2 separate regions of the Homo sapiens genome follow, and region 2 is linked to region 1. Evidence: read pairs that join two places in POLR2A ChIA-PET (ENCODE). Cell type or tissue: GM12878. All regions are shown on one strand. Each heading gives the region's core, and the rest is flanking DNA. Links, peaks and the distances in the headings are about the cores only.

Evidence for each region. Peaks named below come from ENCODE experiments on the same cell type or tissue, not always from the same donor. Only the 100,000 strongest peaks of a DNase experiment are listed, where the experiment ranks them.
Region 2: POLR2A ChIA-PET joins it to region 1 with 5 read pairs; 12 of 35 experiments call an interaction of 5 or more read pairs at or near these places.

The regions. Positions count from the first base shown.
Region 1 is chr5:134,527,416-134,530,320 of GRCh38, forward strand. All of the region lies in intron 1 of JADE2 (jade family PHD finger 2), which reads left to right. Among named protein-coding and RNA genes, the nearest start is that of JADE2, 3.2 kb to the left of the region's middle. RefSeq lists a silencer at 205-264. In GM12878, for the core only: a CTCF peak has its summit at 311; no DNase peak of the experiment used is centred there; H3K4me3 peaks cover 2,500 bases; H3K27ac peaks cover 1,341 bases.
Region 2 is chr5:134,635,836-134,638,740 of GRCh38, forward strand. No RefSeq gene overlaps it. Among named protein-coding and RNA genes, the nearest start is that of SAR1B, 4.5 kb to the left of the region's middle. In GM12878, for the core only: no CTCF peak of the experiment used is centred there; no DNase peak of the experiment used is centred there.

The DNA of each region.
Region 1 (2,905 bases), core at 132-2,631:
CGAGACAGCCAGGAAGGCTTCACTCTAGCTTCCAGAGGCCCAGCCCTGTCCCCTACTACACACAGCTACCACCCCACCCGCCCCTGGGGCTCGGCTGCCCTTCCCGGTGTCTCTTAAACCCCTCCCCCGACCTGGGTGTTAAGCCCACCCACCTCCCGGCGCCGCCCCCGGTCGAACAGCCTCTTGCCCTTCCTTCGCCTGGGCCGGAGCCCCCCGCAGCCTCCTCCGGCTCCTCCTCCCGGCTCCGGCGGTCGGAATCACGCCGGCGCGCCTCCAGCCTGCGGTCCCGCGGACTGCCTCCAGGGGCGGGCTGGAGGCGCGCGCAACTCCCCTCCCAATCCCCTCAGCCACTGCCGCTGGCCTGGGCACTTTTTTACCAGCTTGGCTGCTGGCCTCTTGCTGGAGGCTGGGGGAGGTGAAGGGTCACTGGGTGTCTTTGCCGTATGCCGAAGGCACACTGCGGCCGGCGATTCTGGTCTCTGCAGATTTCCAAACCTCGCCGCTGCGTCTAGCACCCCTGGGTCATCTTCTGCAGGATCCCGAGGCACAAAGTTGTATCCCGGGTCAGAGTTTGTAGGGGGTCATCGAGAGGTGTCATGTTTCCATTCAGAGCGGTTCCAAAGCGTCTAGGAAGGGGCTGAGTGGGACCTGCTGCCTTGCCTTTGTTGGAAGGAGGACCCCTGAGCTCTGATCCCAGACAGGCTGTCAGGACGCCCCCTTAGCATTTATGTTTGCAAACTGATTCCTGGACCTGGGAGGTGGTAGGGCCGCCTGGCCCCTCCTCTCGGAGTGGCATTAACTCCCTCCCTTCACTGGTAAAATTCCCAGTAGGACATTTGGCAAAAGGGCTCGGCATGGAGCTGCCAACCGGGCCTGGCTTTGTTTCCTGGGTTCCCAGGGCTTCTCCCCTACCCTGACTTTCTTTCTCACCTTAGGGCCCCAGATGAACGCACCGTCCGTCTTGTCCCATCTTCCTTAGACGGGCTGGGACTCGCAGAGCCATCTAACAAGCAGAGGAGGAAAATAACAACAGAATAACTATAAGGGGGAAGGAATGAGTAATAAAGCTGACCCAGGCAGGGAGGAGGGCTTTCATGTTTAAGAGATGCTATTTGCTTTTTGGGTCACAGGCTGCAAAAACAGGCTTTGATCCGAAGTGGGCGAATAATTTATTGAGCAAGTTTGCATGGTAGAGGAAGGGATGTTTGTTTGATCTGGAGCCCTCTAGGTTGCCCCAAGTGCTGTTGGCTGTTGTTTTGAGTGGAAAAGCATTTGGTTCTGCAGCAAATGCCTCACAGAGGGAAGTCCTCGCCCCAGGCAGCAGGACTTGCAGTGAATATTGGTTTTGAAATTGTTTGGCCAAGGGTCCCCCCATCACTTTTGGAGATGAAGTGTTTAAGGATAGAGTTGTTTGGGCTCAGGATGCAGCAAATGTTTCCAGAATGTTTTCCCGTCCAAAATGCTTTTCCTTTCCCTAAATTGCCTGGCTAAAGGGCCAGTAACAGTGGTCCAAGAGGTTGTCAGAAATCTCCACTTAGCTTTCATGGACTGGTGAGGTGGGACTGCCAGTCCCCAGGTCCTAGATGCACCACGGAGTATTGACACTGTATAGGCCCTGGACACTGACCCCCACATCCTTGAGGTTGGGAGGCAGGGTGTTCTGGCTCTAACCTAGTGTTCCTCTTAACAGGAAGGCAGTTGTCTTATGCTCATGACACAGGTAAGAGGCTTCTAGTCCAAATTCTTCATGGCACATGCAGCAGGCTTTTTGGGACCTCACAGTTCTCCCTTTAGGTTCTCTGATGGGGAGAACAGGTCAGAGTTGGGGAGCAGGATACCCCTGGCTTGCCCTGTCCTCCAGATAGGACCCTTACCATGTGGCTCAAAAGCTTACAATTGTAGGTCTGCTCAAAGCTCCTTTCAGACAGCCCATAGGAATCTAGAATACCCATACCCTGGAACTTGTAGGCCTGTACACTTCAGCCCACTGGAGATGGGGTACACCTTCTGGAGTCAGACAGCCTAGGTTTGAATCCTGGCTGTGCAGTTACCAACTGTCATAATGGCTCTATACCTCAGTTCCTTCTGTTACAAGGAGCACTTTCTGCAAATGGGATTAATAACAGTACCTATCTCATAGTGGATGTATAGAATAAGTGATTACCTAAAAAAGACTAAGCCCAAAGCAGGCATGTGATAAGCACGTGATTAGTATTAGTCATCCTTATTATACCTGGGGAGGGTCCCCGATGCAGCTTGGACCTTTGATCTCTCACCTTTAGGCTAGGCCAGAGAGCCAGCTCGCTTCTCTGCAGAAGGGATCAGAAGGATCCTGCAGGTGCCAATAGGCAGCCGATATGGGAGCGAGTAGACGGAGCTCTGCCCTCTCTGGGGCAAAGAGTAGGGTGAGAAGGTTCTGAAGAACAAAGTAGACAGAGCCTTTTCATTCTCCCACCATCCCCTTGGTACGTCCCCAGAACTGGTCTGGAGGGTGGGTGTGGCAGCGTCTTCAAGGGGAGCTGAGTCCCCTCTGGGACACTTGAAGTTGCAGACAGGCAATGGCTGGTGTTGCAGGAGGGTTCAGGCTCCTCTAGACTTGGAGAAGCAGGTCCAGGAAGCCGACTGGAGGATCCCAGGCAGCAGCCCTCTACTCTGTATACAAAATCATTTTTGTAACTGCAATTACTGTCCCTGAGAAGGCATTAAAGTTAATGAGAGATAGGAAAGAGTGGGGCTGTGACCCCGGTTTAAAGCGGTTTAAGAGTGTGCAGCTCTTGTTTTCTGAATGTCTGGCCTTCCCAACACAAGGAGGCTCTGAGGACAGGTTTTCCAGCCGAAATATCATTAAATTGTATTAGCATCTTATTACACACACGCCTTAGCGGTCTGCCTCAGACAGGGAGAG
Region 2 (2,905 bases), core at 157-2,656, 110 kb after region 1:
ACCTCATCTCCCCCACCAAAAAAAAAAAGATATTCCATCTTTTTAGGCCAAACCAATGTATAACCTCATTTACTGATATACAATTTTGCCTGTAACTTCTGCTTTTCTGAAATTTACCCCTCCCTTTAAAAACTCTTGCTTAGGCCAGGCACAGTGGCTCACACCTGTAATCCCAGCACTTTGGGAGGCCGAAGTGGGCGGATCACCTGAGGTCGGGAGTTCAAGACCAGACTGGCCAACATGGTGAAACCCCATCTCTCTTTAAAATACAAAAATTAGCTGAGTGTGGTGGTGCACGCCTGTAATCCCAGCTACTTGGGAGGCTGAGGCAGAGAATCACTTGAACCTGGGAGGCGGAGGTTGCAGTGAGCCCAGGTCGCACCATTGCACTCCAGTCAGGGCTAGAGAGTAAGACTGACAAAAAAAAAAAAAAAATTCTGGCTTGTAAGCCATTGGGGAGGTCAGGTCTTAAGTGTGAGCTGACAGACTCTCCTTGTTTGGTGCCCTGCAAATAAACACCCTCATGTAAAGCCCCCATATAGATGTCAGGCCTTACTGCATTGGGAAGCAGACTCCAGTTTGGTTGGGTAACAAGCTTCCTCAGCAACTTTATGATTTACTTTTTTTTTTTTTTTTTTTTTTGAGACCGAGTTTTACTCTTGTTGCCCAGGCTGGAGTGCAATGGGGCGATCTTGGCTCACTACAACCGCCACCTCCTGGGTTCAAGCGATTCTCCTGCCTCAGCCTCCAGAGTAGCTGGGATTACAGTTGTGCCCCACCATGCCGGGCTAATTTTGTAGTTTTAGTAGAGACGGGGGTTTCACAGTGTTGGCCAGGCTGGTCTCGAACTCCTGACCTCAGGTGATCCATCCGCCTTAGCCTCCCAAAGTGCTGGGATTACAGGCATAAGCCACGGCGCTCGGTTTACAATTTAATCACTGAAGTTATATAATTGTATATGTGTGATTATTTGTTTAAATAATCACACCACCAGCAGACATTTCATAAGCTTCCTGAGGTTATGGCCCCTATATACTTTTTTCCCTCCTGAACCTATTTTCAGGGCCTGGCACAAAATAGGTACTTAATAAATATGATTTGTAACATGAAGGGGTCCTAGGAACATTTTTGTCCTCTGGGCGTTGAAGGGTTTTCTTTTTTTTTTTTTTTTTTTTTTTTGAGGCACAGTCTCACTCTGTTGCCTCTGCCTGTCTGGTTCAAGCAATTCTCGTGCCTCAGCCTCCTAAATAGCTGGGACTACAGGTGCCTGCCACCACGCCTGGCTAATTTTTTTTGTATTTTTAGTAGAGACAGGGTTTCACCATGTTGGTCAGGCTGGTCTCGAACGCCTGACCTCTAGTGATCCACCCATCTCGGCTTCCCCAAGTGCTGGGATTAGAGGCATGAGCCACTGCAGCGGGCCAGAAGGGTTTCTTTAGAGTTCATTAATCTGCGGTGGAAGAGCCTGTTGTTCCAGTCTGGGTTTCCCTCTACAGTCTCTCTACTCACCTAGTCTTGAATTGTTTGGTTTAATAAACACTAATGTGGCCTGAGGCAATTCACAAGGCTCCTCAACTCCTCAAGATTACAGCTATTGTCCTAGATACGCTTTCTTTCCTGATATCCCTGGCATTTTGGTCAGCCTTTTAAAAATTTGAGGTAGAGCTAGCTCCCTGACTCACATTTGTCATCTCAGCACTTTGGAAGGCTGATGTGGGAGAATTGCTTGAGACTAGGAGTTGGAGACCAGCCCGGACAACAAAGTGAGACCCTATCTCTGAAAAAAAATTTTTTTAATTAGCGAGGTGTGGTAGTGTGCATGTGAAGTCCCAGCTACTTGGGAGGCTAAGGCAGGAGGATTGCACGAGCCCAGGAGTTCAAAGATGCAGTAAGATATGATTGTGCCACTGCACTCCAGCCTGGGTGACAGAGCGAGACCCTCCCTGTCTCTTAAAAAAAAAAAAAAAGATTAACATTCTATACACTTTTATAAAACACTTAAAATGAAAAACTTAATCTAGCTACAGACTACAGGTTAAAGACTGGTTCCAACATTAGCCACTCAAAAGTTTCAGTTCCTGCATCTGTAAAATGGGGACTAATATCCCGAAGGAATGATATCATGAGAAAATAACATACAAAAAGGAATAGATATAGGAAAAGCACCAGGCAAGTATTATAGTTTAACTGAATCGATTTGGCCTAGCCCACTGGGGGCCTTGACTCCCAAACTGCAGAACCTTTTGGGGGTTTTGAGCAGAACAGAAACATGGTCAGAATTGTGTTTTTAAATGTTTCCTCTGGCAGCAGTGTGCAGATTTTATTGGAATAAGTCAAGACTGAAAGCTGAGATAAGTAATGAGGCTGCTGCAATTACACAGGTGAGAGGAAACAAGGGCCTGTGTTGAGTCAGTGGGAACAGAGAAAGAGGGAATCCTATGAGAAACTGTAAAGGTTGGAATCTGTAAGATTTCATGGCTGGGCGCAGTGGCTCACACCTGTAATCCTAGCACTTTGGGAGGCCCAGGCAGGCAGACCACGAGGTCAGGAGTTGGAGACCAGCCTGGCCAGTATGGTGAAACCCCATCTCTACTAAAAATACAAAAATTAGCTGGGCATGGTGGCACACACCTGTAATCTCAGCTACTTGGGAGGCTGAGGCAGGAGAATCACTTGAACCTGGGAGGCAGAGGTTGAAGTGAGCCAAGATTGCGCCACTGCACTCCAGCCTGGGTGACAGAGCCAGAATCCATCTCAAGAAAAAAAAAAAAGATTTCATAATTGACCTGGCACAGTGGCTCACACCTGTAATCCCAGCACTTTGGGAGGGTGAGGCGGGCAGAGTTTAAGACCAGCCTGGCGAACATGGAGAAACCCTGTCTCTACAAAAATACAAAAATTAGCT